Regions from separate parts of the Homo sapiens genome. Here region 2 is linked to region 1. Evidence: chromatin loops called from intact Hi-C (ENCODE). Cell type or tissue: CD4-positive, alpha-beta T cell. All regions are shown on one strand. Each heading gives the region's core, and the rest is flanking DNA. Links, peaks and the distances in the headings are about the cores only. Region 1 overlaps ADPGK-AS1 (ADPGK antisense RNA 1). Region 2 overlaps CD276 (CD276 molecule).

Evidence for each region. Hi-C counts contacts between places; a loop is a spot of excess contacts. Peaks named below come from ENCODE experiments on the same cell type or tissue, not always from the same donor. Only the 100,000 strongest peaks of a DNase experiment are listed, where the experiment ranks them.
Region 2: a loop joins it to region 1, with 16 times the contacts of the local background. A loop is called at or near these places in 3 of 110 quality-filtered maps.

Annotation. Positions count from the first base shown.
Region 1 is chr15:72,791,751-72,801,706 of GRCh38, reverse strand. ADPGK-AS1 (ADPGK antisense RNA 1) reads right to left here. Exons shown (of 3, transcript NR_040107.1): 3 at 3,508-3,703. Among named protein-coding and RNA genes, the nearest start is that of ADPGK, 13 kb to the right of the region's middle. RefSeq lists a silencer at 4,629-4,858. In CD4-positive, alpha-beta T cell, for the core only: a CTCF peak has its summit at 4,712 (motif pointing left); DNase peaks (open chromatin) are centred at 4,726 and 5,106; H3K4me3 peaks cover 1,188 bases; H3K27me3 peaks cover 414 bases.
Region 2 is chr15:73,695,596-73,705,551 of GRCh38, reverse strand. It overlaps CD276 (CD276 molecule), which reads right to left. Exons shown (of 10, transcript NM_001024736.2): 2 at 5,834-5,966; 3 at 2,959-3,297; 4 at 2,466-2,780; 5 at 1,555-1,893; 6 at 1,080-1,376. The coding sequence starts at 5,912. Among named protein-coding and RNA genes, the nearest start is that of CD276, 16 kb to the right of the region's middle. RefSeq lists enhancers at 2,825-3,546, 7,924-8,434, 8,210-8,504, 8,435-8,947, 8,948-9,459 and a silencer at 5,098-5,147. In CD4-positive, alpha-beta T cell, for the core only: a CTCF peak has its summit at 5,116 (motif pointing right); DNase peaks (open chromatin) are centred at 5,121 and 8,311; H3K27me3 peaks cover 303 bases.

The sequences.
Region 1 (9,956 bases), core at 859-8,858:
CTAAATACTATGTCCTTTGTCCTGATATGTTTTGAGGTATAAGTGAGCATTTGCCAGGTACAGTGGAGTGGGAGAGAACATTCCAGGCTGCAGGAGCTGCACAAGCAAAGGTACGGAGGCACGAAGTATCACGATGTGTGCAGGAGATTGCATGAGTGTGGTGAAAATTAAAAACGTGTGGCCGTGAGTGGCACAGGAGGGCAGGCAGGACTGGACTTTGCCATTCTCACGGTGGTACACAGGCACAAGGCTGCTGCTGAATGGACACACTAAAGGAAAAAAGACTCCCTCCTCCTCTAATGTTTGGGGATGTTCTTTGAGATCCTCATTTTGAAAAGGTGTCATTATCAAAACGTCACCCTTAAGAGAGGGAACTTCTGTGTTGACTGAGACGCTTATTAAGATCCATGATACGTATTGTTTAATTTACTCATCACAATGACTTCATGATGTGGGCGTTGTTTCCCTTGATTTACAGATAAGGGAATGAGGTACAGAAAAATTAAGCAGCTTGCCCTTGGACACATAGCCAGTAAGTGGCAGAATTAAGGATGAAACAGCCTGTTCCTCTTCCTGTGTTCCCGCTCTTTCCCCTAGATGCACTGCCAGTAGATGCATGAATTGAACTTCCAGCCACTTCCCAAATAATGCACATGTGATGAAGCAGAGATTTACAATCCTTGCATCAGCCCCTGCCAGCAGACCTCTTGATGTCTGTTTCCTTTTCCCCAGTCACACAGAGAGGTTGATTCCTTGGGAAACTGAATGACTGTTGCAGGCAGCAATTGTTCCTTCAGCTGAAAGGCATGCAGAGTCAGACCAGGGTGGCTGGCTTCGGCCCATGGGCAAGTTTATGGGTCCGCAGAGAGAAGGCAGCCTCTGTCCTCTATCCCTTTCCCATATGCAGTTCTTGGTTACAGAAAATCCAGTTGCTCTTCTTTTCCCAACTGGGAGAGATCTCTGTATCCTACAGTAAACTTCTTGGTAACCTGGGCTCTCCTGAGTAGGTCTCTGATCCTCAAGGAAGGGAAAGGTAAACACTCACTAACATGAACATCGGCAGTCAGACACACATCACACACACAGAGGTGGCACACAAGCTACACACTGACACAGAGCGGAGACAAACACACACTTGCAGAGAATCTGCCTCCTGGAATATGAGAGCTCAGGGAATCTGTCAAGATCAAGGGTTTTCGAACTATGCCGCGTGAGTTTTTCTGCAAAGGGAAGTCACAGAAAATAATGAAGCAATTTCCCACCAAAGGGAATATTGTAACAGCTAGAGATAATTGTAGAAAAGTACACTGAAATTATGAGGTGTCATTTTCCCTCTATCAGACTGGCTAAGATTTAGAAGTTTGATAATACACAACGTAGGCGGGGGTGTAAAGATACAGCATGTAGCAGAAAAAGTAAATGATTGCAATTCCAGGGAAGAGAGCTCAGCAAGATATATCAAAATGTTAAATGCAGCTACCCTTAAACCTAATGATTCCACTCCTAAAAAGTTTACACAAACACACACACACACACACACACACACACAATACTGATTAAGGAGGTTCATTGTAGCATTTGTTTATATTACCATAAAATTAGAAACAACTAAAAAAAGTCTGTTAATAGAAGCCTAGCCAAATAAGTTAAGGGGCAGCCATACCATGGAACACTCTTAATCACTTAAAATGCTGAGGTGGACCTCTATGTTCTGACATCAGAAGATATCCACAATGTATTTTATCCTGTTTGTGTTTTTAAAAATATATGTTTGCAGCTGGGCGTGGTGGCTCATGCCTATAATCCCAGCACTTTGGGAGACCAAGGTGGGTGGATCACTTGAGGTCAGGAGTTCGAGATCAGCCTGGCCAATATGGTGAAACCCCATCGCTACTAAAAATACAAAAAATTAGCCAGGCGTGGTGGTGGGTGCCTGTAATCTCAGCTACTCAGGAGGCTGAGGCAGGAGAATTGCTTGAACCAGGGAAGTGGAGACTGCAGTGAGCCGAGATCACACCATTGCACTCCAGCCTGGGCGACAGAGCAAGACTCCATCTCAAAAAAAAAAAAAAATATATATATATATATGTGTGTGTGTGTGTGTGTGTGTGTGCGCGCGAGCGCGCGTGTGTATGTGTGTCTTTGTGTGTGTGTATGTGTGTGTGTGTGTTTGCTATGTGCAGCAGCTCACGCCTGTAATCTCATCACTTTGGGAGGATCACTTGAGCCCAGGAGTTCTAGACCAGCCTAGGCAACATGGTGAAACCCCAAAAATTAGCCAGGTGCGGTGGTGTGTACCTGTAATCCCAACTACTCGGGAGGCTGAGGTGGAAGGATAGCTTGAGCCCAGGAGGTAGAGGTTGCAATGAGCGGAGATTGGGCCACTACACTCCAGCCTGGGTGACAGAGCCAGACCCTGTCTCAAAAAATATATGTATATGTTTGTATATATCCATAGAGTGTCTATCGGGTACATAAGAAACTGTTAAAGTAGGTGGCTCTGGAGAATGAGAAGGGGACAGGGAGAAAGGGCAAGGGAAGGGAAACAAATGTTTCACTTAACTTTCTGTACTATTTGACATCTTTACGGTAAGCATATATTAACTGTATAATACATTATTTTAACCCTCTGAGATGTTAAAAAAAATATATTCGGGTCAAGTGCAGTGGCTTACGCCTGTAATTCCAGCACTTTGGGAGGCCAAGGTGGGCAGATAGCTTGAACTCAGGAGTTCTAGGCCAGCCTAGGCCACATGGCGAAACGCCATCTCCACAAAAAATACAAAAATTATTTCTGGGTGTGGTGCCATGCACCTGTACTCCCAGCTACCTGGCAGGCTAAGGTGGGAGGATCATCTGAGTTTGGGGAGGTCAAGGCTGCAGTCAGCTGAGATCATGCCACTGCACTCCAACCTGGGCGACAGAGTGAGATCCTATCTCAAAAAATAGAAAATTAAAAATTAAAAAATAAAGTATCTATCTATTAGATATATAGATAGATATTAGGGTTTGCTGTTACATTTCACTTAGAAAGAGAGTTCCGCCACTAAAAAGTTTGAAAAACCTTTATGCAACTCAAGCCTGTTGTATAAGTGGCCAGGAAAAATTGTGAAAGACTTTTGAAATGGGGAGAAAATGTACCCTATGGAATGCAGGCCTGGTGTGCCCTTCCAGGTTATGTCATTCTATGGTAGTCTCCATTTTTCATTGTCTTTGAATCTGTAAACTGTAGAAAACTGAAAATAATACAAATTATTATTGTCCATGGCAATGCAAACAAGTTTTGTCAGGTGGAGATGCAAGTGATCCCCCACCCCCCACCCCACCCCCCGCCAAACACACACACACACACACACACACACACACACACACACACTGTGGATGAAGCCAGTTTTGTATCAATTAACAAACTTATTTCATTATTTCTGATGCCAGTGTGTGTATCTGGCCTTTGTGTTGTCCTTTGAATCAGTTTTTAACTTCATTAACTAATGAGTTAAATAAAATCTTTTACACTTGTTCATTTTTTATTTGTATGACAGGCATGATTTCTCCCTTGAAAAAATAATCATTTAGTGGCACGTGCCTGTGGTCGCAGCTACTGGAGAGGCTGAGGTGGGATGATCACTTGAGCCCGGTAGGTGAGGCTGCAGTGAGTGGTGATTGCGCCACTGCACTCCAGCCTGGGAGACAAAGTGAGACCCTGTCTCGGGGAAAAAAAAAAAAGGATCATTTAACAAACCAGAAAAACAAACAAACAAACCAGAGACAATGAAGACTATGAGGAAGAGATTTGACCAAGGTTAGACGCCTGTTGTAACAAATACAGCACCAATCCCTAACCCTCAAATGTGAGCTTCTGGACTGAATTCCTTGGCTATTGTATTTATACCATCAAGTAACAAGTATTGAAGTCACTTTCTATTTGACTTGACCATTTACCCTACACAAATATATTCTTAATTTAGAAGATGCTTTCCCACAAATATATACACACAGAGACTTACACATGCACAAACACAAACACCTGCGGGCATCCACAGGCCCCCACCCCCCCCACCCCACCCCCCGCTGACACGCTGCACAAACTCCCCCACAGATCCAGAGCTCCCCTCCCCGCCACTGGGACAGCCGCCCTCCCAGTGCCAAGCCTGCTCTTGGTTCCTTCATCTCAGCGGAGCTTAAGATTGGGGATGAGCAAGGCCCCTTCCTGCGGACCCTGGCCTGTGCCACGCAGGGAGAAGAGGTGGCTCCCTCACTTATAATCATTGGCCAGGGGTCAGAGTGGCTCTGGGGTGCGACGCTGAGGGGTTCAAGGGGATGGAGGCCAAGCCCCATCCTCAAAGACTGCCGGTCGTGGAAGAGGCCAGCACACGGGCGGAACTAGGCCCGCTGTGGAGCCACGCCCCCAAGTCCTGGGGTAGTCCGGGAAGGCTGCCCGGAGGCGGTCACCTCAGCGCTGAGGTTTGAAAGCGTGGAGGAAACACTGGGAGCCTGGGAGCCGTACAGCCGCGGCTGGGCCGAGGTGTTTGGTGGAAGGACTGAGCCAGGGCCTCCTAGCACGGATCTGTTAAGTGGATGGCGTTTTTGGTTTTGCGGAAAAACAAATCCCGCGGAATTCAAGGACCTCCCAGGCGCCAGACTTGACCCGCGGGTCGGGAGCAGCGCGGCGCGCAGCCCGTTCGGCACCCACCCCGCGCCGCGGCCGCTCTCGCGGTGGGCTCGCGGCGCCCCCTGCGGGCGCCAAGCCACTCTCCCCACACTGCCACCCCGGGGAGGCGCCGGCGGGAAGAGGCGGGCGGGCGGGGGCTGCGCCCAGCCTTCGGGCCAGGAGGTCCGGTCTTCCGTCCCCACCAGCCCCCGAGGTCGCTGCTGCAGGCCGGCCTTAGTTCTGTGCACCCCCGAGGGCGCCGCGTCCACAGATCCCCATCACCAGGAGATCCCATCCCCATTCTGCAGATGGGGAAACCGAGGTTCAGAGACGGAGCCTGATGCATCCACCGCACGAAGAGGAGTCTGTGGATCCCGCGGCCCACCCTCACCCGAGCTCGTCTCTCTCCGCCTAGGTGTGGCCACAGACTCAATGGCTTGCCGTGCACCCCACGCACCCTCTCTTCTGGTTCTCTCTGGGCCACAGCGTCGCCTGGTTTGGCCTTTCAAGAGCTGTGTGGACGGGAGTGCATGTGGGGTGGGGTTACTCATCCACTTTACAGGAGGGAAATCTGACAACCGCACGGGAGCGCCCTGGGATCTGATAGTTTCACTTGCGTGGTCTATACTAAGGAGACAATTCAGAAACTCAGCAGATTTTGCTGTGTAAGTGCTTCTCCCTAGTTGTTCATAATAGCAAAACTTGTGAATAGTCTAACTCTCTACCGCTTGGTTAAATAAATGGTATTCTACGCAGCCATGAAAAATCATTCTGGGTAAAAAGTTTGGATATATTAAAGACGCCATTCTATTGTTAAGCAAATAAGCAGGTTACAATGCAGCATATACAATAACAAAGTTCCATTTCTGTGAAGACGCATGTGTGTGCACACATTTTTTTAAAACTCTGCAAAGATATACACCAAAAACTTGAATATTAAGATTAAGAGTTATTATAAAATAAGTATTTGTACCTTTCTGCATTTTCTAAATAATATTATACAGTGAATCTGTATTGTTTTGTGTTTGTTTTGTTGTTTTGTTTTGTTTGACAAGGTCTCACTCTGTCACCCACGCTGATCAAGTGCAGTGGTGTGATCAAGCTCACTGCAGCCTTGACCTCCCGCGCTCAAATGATCCTCCCACCTCAGCCTTCTAAGTAGCTGGGACAGCTAATTTTTGTATTTTTGTAGAAACGAGGTTTTGCCCTGTTGCCCAGTTTGGTCTCGAACTCCTGAGCTTAAGCAATTCTCTCATTTTGGGATTAGAAAGGAGCCACCATGCCCAGCTCCCTATTTTATTTTCTGTCTAAAACTTATCAATATCTGATATTTTTCATTTGTTTATTATTTATTTGTTGTGACCTTACCCTGTTAGAATATGAATTCCATGAGAACATGGACCTTGTCTGTCTTAGTGACTAGACTAATGTCTGGCACTCAATAAACAATTGTTGAATAATAAAATAATGAATCCTCCAGCAACTACATTATATGGATGTCATTCTTTCCATTTTACAAATGGGAAACTGGGCTGGAAAAGATTAAGCAACTTGCTCCAAACTGCACTGTTAATGGTAGTGGTGGTGGGGATATAGGGTGCTAAGATTTGAATCTCGGGTTTCCAAAGACATACCATATTTCTTTTTTAAAAAAATTCTGTTGGGAGGCCAAGGTGGGCAGATCACGAGGTCAGGAGTTTGAGACCAGCCTGGCCAATGTGGTGAAACCCCGTCTCTACTAAAAATACAAAAATTAGCTGGGCGTGGTGGCAGGTGCCTGTAATCCCAGCTACTTGGGAGGCTGAGGCAGGAGAATCGCTTGAACCTGGGAGGCAGAGGTTGCAGTGAGCCAAGATCACGCTATTCATTGCACTCCAGCCTGGGCAACAAGAGCAAAACTCCATCTCAAAAAAAAAAAAAAAAAATTCTGAGACAGGAAGCAGGATGAACTGAAGCTGGTTGTGTCTATCTCCTTTTATGGCAATAGCCCTTCTTTATACCACAGGCCCAGACCACAGTGCCTGGACTAGAAGCAGCTAACATCCCAAGTGGTCAGCCCTTGGGGTCACTGGCTCTCAGCAGCAGTGGCAAGGCCTGCAGGTTTCTCATGGATGTTGCTCGCCACCCTCCCAGAAAGAGCAGACAAATCATTCTCCCCAGCTTGTCCCCATTCATGCTTACATTTTTTTAAATGAATTAATACTTTTAATAATTTATTTCTAAATCTTTCTTTAAAGGGGCATTACAGTCTATTGCGAACAGATCTGCAGGCAAGTCAGCCTGACGTTGAAACTATAATACATGTTTTTCTTAGTTTTGGCACTATTTACTGTTTAGAACAAAAGAGAATAACTTTTAAAATAACAAATGGATAGTACTTCACTGGGAACATCATCCAACAGATAGATTTTCTTTTCATACCACAAATCTACATATCTTTAGTCAAAGTTATATTAAGAAGTTAATTTCCCAAAAGAAACAAGAGTAAACAGTCATGATGAGACTTAGCTGGGTTTTCTTGAGAAACGAAATTAAAAACAAGCTGTACTGCTTACTTTTCAGCAAATTCTACTTTGCCAAGTTTCAGAAGGAAAAGCCTAACATACTGGAAACTACCACATGTAGTTTCCAGTGTTGTCCCCTTGCCCGGGAGAATCTGGGGGACCTACTTCTTCCTGACAGCCTGCTTTGTCACCACCAAATCCATCAGCATGATGGCTTCACTCCCTACCACAAGCAGCCTAGCACCTGGGTTGGAGTTGATAAATTCCGCAAACCTGGGTCGGAGTAGATAAATTCTGCTGCCTCTTCAACGGAGCTATGGATTTCAGGGCTCCATCTATGTGCGTCAGTCAGTTTGAATGCAGCTAGTTACTTACTGCAAGTTTGCCAGCTCTCTGCAACAAAAATCCGGCATATCAGTCCATTTCTCTCCCCATTACAACTTGAGTAGGTACTGAGTAGCAATTTTTTTTCCAGAGCTCCTGATGTCTGTCCACTCTATGATCCACCAGTTTGGTCATGTGGCAAACTCTGTTACAATCAACATTTTGGAAAATTTACCATCACTGTCATGTTATTCAGAAGCAGCAGCTCTTGGTGACTGTGATTTCTGTGGCTATTCTGGGATTGGGGGAAGGAAATGCCCCAGAAATTCCCTTTCCTACTTCCTTGATCCAACCCTTTCAGCCTCTCTTTTCCTTCTGCAGTATCTAAGTGAATATTGGAGCTTTTCTGTGTAAGAAAAAAAAAAATGGCTGGGCATTGTGGCTCACACCTGTAATCCCAGCTACCCAGGAGGCTGAGGTAGGAGATTGCTTGAGGCCAGGGGTTCAAGACTAGTGTGGGCAACATAGTGAGACCCCCTTCTCTAAAAAAAAATTAAAAAAAAAACATTAGCCAGTCAAGGTGGCATGCACCTGTAGTCCCAGCTATTCAGAAGGCTGAGGAGGGAGGATTGCTTGAGCCCAAGTGTTTGGAGTTTGAGGCTGCAGTGAGCTATGATGATGCCACTGCACTCCAGCCTGGGTAACAGAGTGAGACCTCATCTCTAAAAATAAACAAATAAATAGGGAGAAGCCGTAGAGACCTACAGGCTTATTATATTGATTGGTCAGTGTAGCCCTTTTTGAGGAAATTGTATTTGAGCAGAGATATGAATGACATAAAGCAGCCAGGCATGCAAAGATCAAGTCACAGAGTATTCCAGATGAAAGTAAGAGCCAGAGCAAAGACTCTTAGGAAGGGTAGGCCTGGTGCGGTGGCTCATGCCTGTAATCCCAACACTTTAGGAGGTTGAGGTGGGCGGATCATGAGGTCAGAAGTTCAAGACCAGTCTGGCCAACATAGTGAAACCCCGTCTCTACTGAAAATACAAAAAATTAGCCAGTGTGGTGGTGGGCGCCTGTAATCCCAGCTACTCAGGAGGCTGAGACAGAAGAATTGCGTGAACCCAGGAGGCGGAGGGTGGAGTCAGCCGAGATCACGCCATTGCACTCCAGCCTGGGCAACAGTGGGAGACTCCATATCAAAAAAAAAAAAAAAAAAGATGGGTATCAGGTAGCTTTTGTTCAATAATAAACCACTTCAAAATTCAGTGACATAAAAATAATAACCATTTATTTATTATTACTTTGTGGGTCAGTAATTTGGGCTGAGCTCAGATGGGCTGTCTTCTGGTCTCAGATGATCTTACTTTTGTGTCAGTGGTCAGCTACTAATCAGCTAGGTGACTTTGCTTCTTAGGGTTGCCTGGCTATCAGCTGGAGTGATGGGAGCAAGCGGGCCATATTTCTTTCATCATCTAGCAGGCTATCCCAGGCTTGTTGATAAGTCTTGTTGATATGTGGCAGTGCAGGGTTGCAAGAGAGAGTAGAAGCATGCAAGGCCTCCTCAGGCTTTGACTCAGAAATGGAACGATGTCACTTCTGCCATATGCTATTGGCAAGGCCAGCCCAGATTCAAGAAGTGGAGAAACAGACATCACTCCTTGATGGGAGACTGAGAGACAAGGTCACAGAGAAAAGGAGAATTATGATACTTGTAACACACCATGAGCAAGAATGAACAAAGAACAGAAAAAAAAAATTCCAGCATGTCCAGAGCAATTGTTGGGGAGTGTTATGGGCTGAACTGTATTCCCTTCAAAATTCATATATTGAAGTCCTAATCCCTAGTACCTCAAAATGTGACTGTACAGTCTTTAAAAAGGTAACTAAGTTTAAATGAGGTCAGTAGGGTGGCCACTAATCCAATATAACAGGTAAGGGAATGAAAAGACAGACAAGAAAATATTTGCAAATCACAGGTCTTATAAAGGACTCGCATCCAGAGTATTTTTTTAATTCAGTAATAAGAAAAAAACAATCTAATAAAAATGGGCAAAAGATATGAACAGATACTTGACCAATGAAGATATGAAAAGATGCTCAACATCATTAGTCATTAGGAAAATAAAAATTAAGACAAAGATATACCTACATATTTATTAGAATGGCTAAATTTAAAAGACTTACCGTACCAAGTCTTGGCAAGCAAACAGAAGAACTAGAACTCTAATAGAATGCTGGTAGGTATATAAAACGGTACAACCACTTTGGAAAACAATTTGATAGTTTGTTAAAAAGTGGAACATACATCTGTTACATGATTCAGGTATTCCATTCCTAGATATTTCCCAAGAGCAATTAAAGCCTACAAAAAGACCTGTAAACAAATGCTCATAGCAACTTTATTTGTAATAGTCAAAAACTAGAAAGAACCCAATGTCCATCAACAAATGAATAGATAAACAAATAATGGTATA
Region 2 (9,956 bases), core at 883-8,882, 900 kb before region 1:
TTTTCCATCTTGGGGAAGGGGTGGGCAGAAGGAGCACAACCTTGCCAGAAGGAAACACGTAAGAGAGAAGGAGGAGTGAGCCTGAACTCCAAGCAGACGATGTGACGGGCCCTGGCTCCGAGCTTGTCAGAAGTGGGGACCACATAGGTCTCAAGAGGGAGAGGACAGGAATAAGTGAGTCCTGAGGTGCATGCAGACCTGGAAACTTGGGGTGAGATCAGAACTTGGATGGGCTGAGGGGCAGATGGAAGTCATCAGAAGACAAGAGGAGAACCAGACAGACAAAACCTGCTGTCCTGACCTCACTGTGCACCAGGGCGAGGTCCCTGGGAAAGCTCAGTTGGCCAGGGAGAGATACTGAAGAGCCAGACTGAGCACGTCGGCCCAGGAAGTGACTGACCAGAGGCCTCTCAGGGCCAAACACAGATGGAGACTGCGGCTCTTGACCTCAACCCTCTTCACACCCTCAGGCACAAGAGGTGCCCACGAGGCTAGAACCTGGAAACCAGAGACTAACAATCACTAAAGGGGTGGCCTCTATCTGGTGTTTGACCACACGGGGGCAGCAGAGACAGCCCCTGCCCATCCAACGGCTGCCTGGGTGGAGCGCAAGTCTGCAGGAAGAAGAGCTGACGTTGACTCAGGTGTTGGGGACTAACTAGGGAGGGCCAGCTGTCACTCAGGCTTCAGAATCAGATGGCGCCCACTGACCCAGAATACCTTCCTACCACTCAGAGGAGTTCCTGCTGGAAAGCACACCCACACCAAGTCCCCTGGGCCACACCTTGTGGCTGCCCCAGAATTCCTGCCCATGCCTCCAAATTTCGGGCAGGTACCTTGTCCTCTGCATAAGAAGCATAAGTGCCACGAAAAGCACTCTTAGGAAGGCAAACATTATAAATGGTTCTTATCAGCTCGAGTCCCTTAAGGACTTGTGGGGAAGAGTGTGAGCACCTGAAGTCTATGAAAGGGATTTTGAAAGTCTTCTGGCCACCCAAACCTATGGAAATTCCACGTTAGGGTCCAGTAAAGAGGGAGTTACTCGCTCCGTCCTTCCCCAGCTGTTCATCTGCCCTTACCTGTGATGGTGACAGAGCCGTGCGCATCCTGCTGCAGCACGGGGTTGCGCACCAGGCAGCTGTAGGTGCCATTCGCACCCAGCACCACCCGCAGGACGCTGTGCACATCAAACAAGCCCTGCTCGTTGGCCATCTGCGACGTGGTCACGTTGCCAGTCAGGGGCACACCCTGCCCATCCTGCCAGAACACCTCAGCCTCAGGGTAGCCCCGGTAGCTGGAGCACGTGATGGTCACCGTGTCCCCTGGCCGCAGGTCCTTGTTGGGCTCCAGGGTCATGCTGGGCTTCGAGTAGGGAGCTGGAGGTGACAGAGGGCAGGGGTCAAGGGCAGGGCAATGGCAGGGGAGGAAAAGGATGCATGGGGCTGAGTACAGGAATCAGCACTGGGGTTCTGGGAGCAGTGGTGCAGCAGAGGGTGGGCTGCAGAGGGAATGGAGGGTGAACCAAGGGGAAGGCGTCGCCCTCCTGGTGCTCACCGGCCACCTGCAGGCTGACGGCAGCGCTGCCGAAATCCCGGATGCTCACGAAGCAGGTGAAGCTGCCCTCGTCCGCCACACGCACGCGCTGCAGCCTCAGGGATGCATTGCCTTGTGCCAGCAGGTCCGGGAAGAGGGCCGTGCGGTTGGCATAGGCGCTGCCCTGGTCCCGGCCTTCGGTGAAACTGTGCACCAGCTGTTTGGTGTCTGTCAGCTGCCAGATGAGGTTGAGCTGTGCCAGGCTGAAGCCAGGCTCGGGGGAGAAGGAGCAGCGCAGGGTGGCATCGGTGCCCACTAGGGCCACCACCGGGTCCTCAGGGACCTGGACCTCCACGGCTCCTGGGGGCGGGGTCAGAGGGGCAGGGTGGTGAGGAGAAATGGGACTCTCTAGGCTACCACCCGAGTCCCCCAAACTCTTCCCCCATCAATTCCCAGACCCTGTTCCATCTTCCTATTTTCTTCTTAGATGCAAAAGCAGATTAAGTCTGAGGACTCTCAGATATGGAGTCTCCCCAATCTTCTGAGAACAATCACAGCAGGTGGGTCTTGGCCTGACCAGACCAATCCCAGGGCCAGGCCTGGGGCAGGTGACTCTCACCAGCTCCAGCCCTGGTGAATCCTGCCATCAGGACTCCTTTCCTTCGCCCACCCCTCTGCTGACCCAGATGTGGCTCCATTCTTCCCAGAGGCTTCCAGAGCCTTGAAGTCAGGAGAGCCTTAAGAAGGCCTGTGATTTCTCCGCCCCCAACCCCTCCAGTGAACATCCCCACCTCCCCGTTATCTTTCTCCCTATCATTAGGAGGCAACTTGCTGTTCTGGGAGATTGAAGGTGGGGCCAGATTCGGAGCTCCCAACCCCTGCCGACAGAAGCAGAACCCCCCTCCCCCAAGGGGACATTTAAGCAAAGCAACCTGTGGGGCTTCTCTGGGGTGTGATGGTGACAGAGCTGTGCGCATCCTGCTGCAGCACGGGGTTGCGCACCAGGCAGCTGTAGGTGCCATTTGCACCCAGCACCACCCGCAGGATGCTGTGCACATCAAACAAGCCCTGCTCGTTGGCCATCTGCGACGTGGTCACGTTGCCAGTCAGGGGCACACCCTGCCCATCCTGCCAGAACACCTCAGCCTCAGGGTAGCCCTGGTAGCTGGAGCACGTGATGGTCACCGTGTCCCCTGGCCGCAGGTCCTTGTTGGGCTCCAGGGTCATGCTGGGCTTCGAGTAGGGAGCTGGAGGTGACAGAGGGCAGGGGTCAAGGGCAGGGCAATGGCAGAGGACGAAAAGGATGCATGGGGCTGAGTACAGGAATCAGCACTGGGGTTCTGGGAGCAGTGGTGCAGCAGGGGGTGGGCTGCAGGGGGAATGGAGGGTGAACTAAGGGGAAGGCGTCCCCCTCCTGGTGCTCACCGGCCACCTGCAGGCTGACGGCAGCGCTGCCGAAATCCCGGATGCTCACGAAGCAGGTGAAGCTGCCCTCGTCCGCCACACGCACGCGCTGCAGCCTCAGGGATGCGTTGCCCTGTGCCAGCAGGTCCGGGAAGAGGGCCGTGCGGTTGGCATAGGCGCTGCCCTGGTCCTGGCCCTCAGCAAAGCTGTGCACCAGCTGTTTGGTATCTGTCAGCTGCCAGATGAGGTTGAGCTGTGCCAGGCTGAAGCCAGGCTCAGGGGAGAAGGAGCAGCACAGGGTGGCATCGGTGCCCACCAGTGCCACCACTGGGTCTTCAGGGACCTGGACCTCCAGGGCTCCTGGGGGTAGGGGGAGTGGAGAACATATAAGGGGGACTGAGGAGGGGTGGGCCTCCCTAGTCCCGCTCCCTGCCCCTGCTAACCCCAGGCCCTGTCCACCCCTCCTTTTAGGCCTGAGACCCAAAGTAATTTATTGTCTTAGGACCTCATTCAGTCAAGAATATAGTCAGCACCTACAGGTGCCAAGCATAAAAGTCAGAAATGCAACAGAGAGCAATACTACGGTCACATCCCCACAGAACTTACATTTTAATGGGAGAGAGAGACAAATGGGCACACAGATTCTCGTCAGCATGTGACTAAGGTATGTGAGGAAAAGGAGCCAGCAGGTTAGTAAGTAAAGCAACAGCTTTTCAAAAATCTGGCAGGTACTTTACACCTGCCTGCACCATGTGCATTTCCCCATGAGCGTAAGTAATGTTATAAATTGGGGAGTCCAAAAAAGTATCCACCAAAAATGTCAATAGTGGTTTCTCTGGAGGAGAGAGAATCACAAGTGCTTTTTCTTTTTTTCTTTTTTTTTCTTTTCCTAACGAAACACGATTTGTTTTTATACAAGAAAGAATACCCGTACCTTTAAATATGGTGGTGAGGCACATGCTCTTTAAAGCAATTAAGCTGAAATTTATAGGGAATGAAAAAGAGCTGACATACAGAGAACCCCGTAGAGGAAACAGCAGGTGGAAGGCCCTGAGGCAAGACTGGCCTTGCTGTGTGAAAATATCGGGGAGCGTCCAGTGTGGCAGACACATCTGATGGGAGGGCATGTCCCACCCAGACCAAAGATGACTTGAAGAGACCAGTGAGGAATCTAACTTTTTCTATGAGTAATGGGAATCACTGGGGAGTGTTTTAATCACGCATAATCTGAGTAGCAATGCTTAAAACTCACTCTAGCTCCTCTGTGGAGACTGGACTGTGGCAGGGCAAGGGGGAGGCCAGTTAGGGGCGGTTTCAGCTGTCCCTGTAAGAGGTGAGGGTGGTGTGGCTTCAAAGGGTGGTAGTAGAGAAGAAGAGAGGGATCAGATTCAAGGTTTATTTAGGAGGGAATCAACAGGACTTGCTGATGAGTCAGAAGTGAGGGGAAAAGGCCCGGCATGGGAGGCCGAGGCAGGTGGATCACCTGAGGTCAGGCGTTCGAGACCAGCCTAGCAGATATGGTGAAACCCCACCTCTACTAAAAAATAGCCAGGGGTGGTGGAACACACCTGTAATCCCAGCTACTCAGGAGGCTGAGGCAGGAGAATTGCTTGAACCTGGGAGGTGGAGGTTGCAGTGAGCCGAGATCGCGCCACTGCACTCCATCCTTGGCAACAGAGCAAGACCCCATCTCAAAAAAAAAAAAAGAGGAGGAGGAGGAGGGGAGGAGGGGAAGCGAACCCCCCCACCCTGGCACTACCATTCTCCGGTAATGGTTAGATTGTGTGCTTCGAGCACTAGCAAAGCAGGCACACTCAAAATGTGGGAAGATCAACCTTGAAACAATGCTAATTGAATACAGCACTCATTAAAGGTTTCCTGCATTTAGAAAAATAACATTGACTTTATGGTTATTATTTTTATTGTGAATCATACTCAGTATCATAATCTTTGCAGTACCTAGAGATCTCTAAAGTTCTTAAGCTAGCCTTGGATCTCTTGCTGAAACCCCTGGTGCCCCAGGCCAGTTCTCATGCCCTGTCAGTCGAACCAGGGTGCCCCTTGGAGGGGACATTTGGGGGAATGAAACCTGGTAAGTCACCCAGACAAAACCCTTTCTTGCTCTAGAGAAATCAGAGCAGCCGTGGGTAGAGACAGGCACTTCTTTATGGCCACAAGATGGCGCCAGACCCTCAGCTTTGTCTTCCCCACGGAGGAAGCCGTCTCAGAGCAGAGATGCTGATGAGAATTTGAAATGTGATGAGGATATTGTTATTAAAGTAGCTATTATTATTGAGTGCTTCCTGTGTGCCAAGCACCGTGTGGGGAGAGTCACATCGTTTATTCTACACAGTTATTGGGCACCTACTATGCAACAGCCGCTCTGGCCCTGAGATGGACCCTGCTCTTTGAACAGGGAGGAAGCAAGCAAACGCCAGGTGGGGGCGAATCTAGGCAGAATAACGCAGGGAGGCCAGGGATAGGGAGGGAGGAGCGGAGGTGTGCTATTTTATACAAGGGAGCTAGGAGAGCCTTGAGAGGAGGTGACATTGAGCAAAGACCTCCACAAAATATGGGATCCAGTCATGCAGACGTTTAGGGGCAGAAAGTTCCAGGCAGAGGAAAGAGCAAGTGGAAAGGTCCTGGGAGGGGGCGCACACAGTGTATTCAAGAAATAGCACGATCTCATTTAGCACTCATGTTCCCATTTTACAGACAAGGAAATGGAGGCTAAGAACAGTAACGTGAGTTGCCTACTGGATCCCACAGGTGGAAGTAAGGTATGGCCCTGCTAGCCAGAGCTGGCTTGGCAGGACCCCTAACAGGCGTGGGCACCCCCTCCCCAACTGCCACAATCACTGTCCCTCCCCTCCCGTCCCCATGCTGCTACCCTCACCTGTGAGGCAGAACCACAGTGCTCCCAGGGCTGCACCCACATGCACACCCATGCCAGGGCTGCCCCGCCGACGCAGCATCTTCCTGTGAGGCGGCTGACAGCTGGGCTCCCCGTGGTGGAAGGCTGCCCCTGCCTGGGAGAAAGAGGACGCAAGGCCTTTGTCTCCAAAGGTTCTCCCCAGACCATCTCTTGCCTCATCTCTCCTGGACCAGAGTGGGGAAGGCTGCAACTGCCCACTGGGAGGTCCTCATTCCCATATCCCACCGGGCCCCCTGCTGAGGAATCTTGGTGACAGATGCTTGGCAGGGAGTCCCTGGGGAGGCCTGACAGGGAAGATGGGGTAGGGGGCAGCTGGGATCCACCCTTTCAGCTAAGATGTTAGTATCCAAATATAAGGAAGAGGAGGCAAGGCGGCAAGTGAAGGCAAGGTTGGCTTGCTCTGGGGCTAGGATGTGTGCAGATCAATTTGGCAGACAGTAGCTGGTAGGGCAGAGCAGGAGCTCCTGTGGGGGCCAGACTTAGAGATGGGCTGACAGGTGTGAAATGTATCCTAAAGGCAGTTGAGAGCCACTGAAGCTTCCTGAATAAGGGAAATACACGGTCAGAGCTGAGCTTCATGAAGATTAATCTGACAGCACCTCCACCCGCTATCTGATGGGAGGGTATGTTTCAGCCAGATCAAGCAGGGCTTTGAGAGACCAGTGAGGAATTTGGGTTTTTCTATGAGTAATGGGAATCACTGGGGAGCATTTTAATCACACATAATCTAGGTAACAATGTTTAAAACCCACTCTAGCTCCTCAGCATAGACTGGATTGTATCAGGGCAAGGGAGAGGCCAGTTAAGAGGCTATTTCAGGCTGAGTGCAGTGGCTCATGCCTGTAATCCCAGCACTTTGGGAGGCTGAGGCAGGCGAATCACTTGAAGTCAGGAGTTTGTGACCGGTTTGAACAACATGGTGAAACCCCATCTCTACTAAAAATACAAATAATTAGCTGGGCATGGTGGTGGGCACCTGTAATCCCAGCTACTTGGGAGGGTGAGGCAGGAGAATTGCTAGAACCCAGGAGGCAGAGGTTGCAGTAAGCCAAGATTGCACCACTGCACTCCAGACTGGGTGACAGAGCCAGACTCGATCTCAAAAAATAAAAATAAAAAAAGAGGCTAATATAGCCATCCCTGTAGGAAGGTATAGTGGTGGAATAAATGAAGGGCCAGACAGGAGACAAAGCATGTCTGGGTAAAAGTGACAGTATCTGAGGACTTGGGTAGAGAGAAAGAGCAGTCAGGTTGGCCGTGGTTTTGAGCCTCAGTGACAGGGTGGAGCATTCACTGAGGCAGAGAAAATGGAAGGGTTCAGTATAGCTTGTGTGAAATCAGCAGTATTTGCAAAGAAGCTTCTAGGACAGAGTTTTAGGAGGCGACTAGGTGTATGAGTGTGGGAATGCAGAGAGAGAACATTTGCTAGCTTAACACATCTGTATTGAGTGACCAAGACAGATCAGAAGTGGAAGAGGCAAGGACTTGGGGATGACCTCAAGGCTGGAGTCAGGACTGAGTAAGAGGCAAGTCTGTGGCTGCAGGTCAGGCCTGAGCTGGGGATGAGAAGGGCAGACATCCCTAAATCCAGCCCTGCTCCCAATCCCAGCCACCCTCCAGGCTGCACACACCTTGTCCCTGAGTCCCACAGCTGCTGCCTAAACATTTGTGCCATGTCCTGATCAAGCCACATCTATGCCAACCAACACTGATCAACAAGAATAGAAATGATTTCACGTCCTCCTAATACCCTGGGAGATAGGCTGTAACACTTGGTCCTATTTTTGCAGGACTTTAAAAAATTAAAGCCCATGGCTGGGTGTGGTGGCTCATGCCTGTAATCCCAGCACTTTGGGAGGCCGAGGTGGGTGGATCACGAGGTCAGGAGTTTGAGACCAGCCTGACCAACATGGTGAAACCCTGTGTCTACTAAAAATATAAACATTAGCTGGGCGTGGTGGCTCAGGCCTGTAATACCAGCTACTCAGGAGGCTGAGGCAGGAGAATTGCTTGAACCCAGGAGGCGGAGGTTGTAGTGAGTGGAAATCGCGCCACTGTACTCCAGTCTGGGCGATACTGCAAGACTCTGTCTCAAAAAAAAAAAAAAAAAAATTAAAGCCCAGATAAGTGACTTTGTTAATGTCAAGTAATTTGCCAGTCAGCACAGCCAAAAAGAGTCCAATTCTGCTACACCTTTCCACCCTTCCACGGAGCAAACCTCATCAACAGCTGCTAGCCTCAATTCCATTCCAGGCGCCCAGCCTCAATCCTTCCAATCCCAGCCAGGCACACCCGCCCCCCGCCACCCTCCACTCCTACACACACACACCCCCAGCAGCTGGGCCAAGGGAGTCCCTCAGCCAAACCATGTGCATCCTGGCCAGCCCCCCTTCTCTCCCAGCTGTCTACAGTGGGGAAGCCCTGAGCAGCCACTTCCTTTCCAGACGCTTCCGGCCTCAAAGCCTTACTGCCTGCTGAGTCAGCAGCCTTCCCCGGCTCCATTCATAAAGCACCTTTGGCAGGCACCACATCCTGCCCCACAAGGGCCACCCTGAGGCCCACAGGAAGATCCAGCAGGCAGCTGCCTGCAGGACCTGCCCAACCCCTGCGGGAAGCACCAGGGCTAAGGATGAACGAACGCCCAGATTCCACATCTCCCTGCCTCTCTTTAACCCCAGACAGAACCAAGGCCTGTGGGTTCTTCCTGGGCCGCCTCCCTCACTCTCCACACTGCTTCTCAAGCTTCCATCTCCCACCCTGACCCATCACCCCCCTCACTGGCCCTGCTTGCTCCTCTCTTTCCCTGCCAGCCCCATTCTCTAAGGTGCCTTCTCTTAGGACCTAAGACAGGAATCTGCTCATGTCCCTCCCCTGCTCAAGAACTTCCCATGGCTCCCCATTCACTATAGAAGTCAGACCCCATTCCTCTGCCTGGTACTCAAGACTCTTCATATAATTGTCTCCTTCATATATCAGGCTAATTCCTGCCACTCTGGGCAGGTACAGGGAGCAGAGGGCACCTCCCCTGATCAGACCTACCCAGGCTCTCCCAGGGCCGAGCTGCGCTTCCCTCCAGAGGGAAGATGAGGGACTTCCAGGGCTGCGCCCTGGACTTGCTCCCTTTCATTCCTTTCCTAGACTCTGGATCCTGGAAACCTGCCCTGGAGAGAAGCAGTTTGACAGCCCAGAAGCAAAGAGACCAGAAGAGTCCACGGCACCCAGAGACCCCTACGCTGACAGCTGGGCCTGGAGGAGCTGAGGACAGGAGAAAGAGACAGAGCTCAGAAAGGAAGTGCTCCCTGGAGAATGGGAGAGTGTCCTGTGAACACAGAGCTGGTCGGCCCGGGACCCAGAGCCACGTGGAGCCACGCAGGCCTCATGCTGCCTGCGTACCACCCCCTCCACCCATGTTTTCCACAAAGGGGAATCTCATCCCCAGCCGGGACCTGCCCTGGAGTCAGCATGTGCCACCCGTCCCGGTGAGTCACCTGCCAGTGCCCACTCCTCGTCCTTCTCCTTCCTGCTCTATCCCAAAACCACAGAGCACCTTCGGCTTTCACAGAGCAGCAGGAGAGAGGGGTCAGGCTGTCCTCAGCCTAAGGTACAGCAAGGGCATCCAACCCTGCAGAAGCAGGGCCACAGGGAGGCTCCCAAGAGATGACCCAAGATGTGCCCTCAGAAAGCTACAACAAATCCAGACTGCACCTGGGCTCAGGGCCAAAATGCCCTGGGCCTGGGGATGCCCAAGAGGGTCTCCTTGCCCCCCACCATAATCACCCACATCACTCCACTTCCTCCTAACCCCCTACTTCCTCCCAATCCCCGCAGGGGCTCCTTGGGCAACACTTCCCACAAAGGGACAAAAAGGGTCAGAAAGACACAAAGTTCTGAAAATGTCAGACAAGTCCCTGGATCCAGCTATGCCTGAAGCAAGCTGCAGACCTAGACCGCCCAGATATTTGAGCCAATCATTTTTTTTCCCTTAAACCAGTTTGAACTAAGTTTCTATTGTCTGCAACCGAAGGAGTCCTTGAATCCACATGCATTCATGTCTTTAGTAATTCATTTCACTACTTACGGAGTT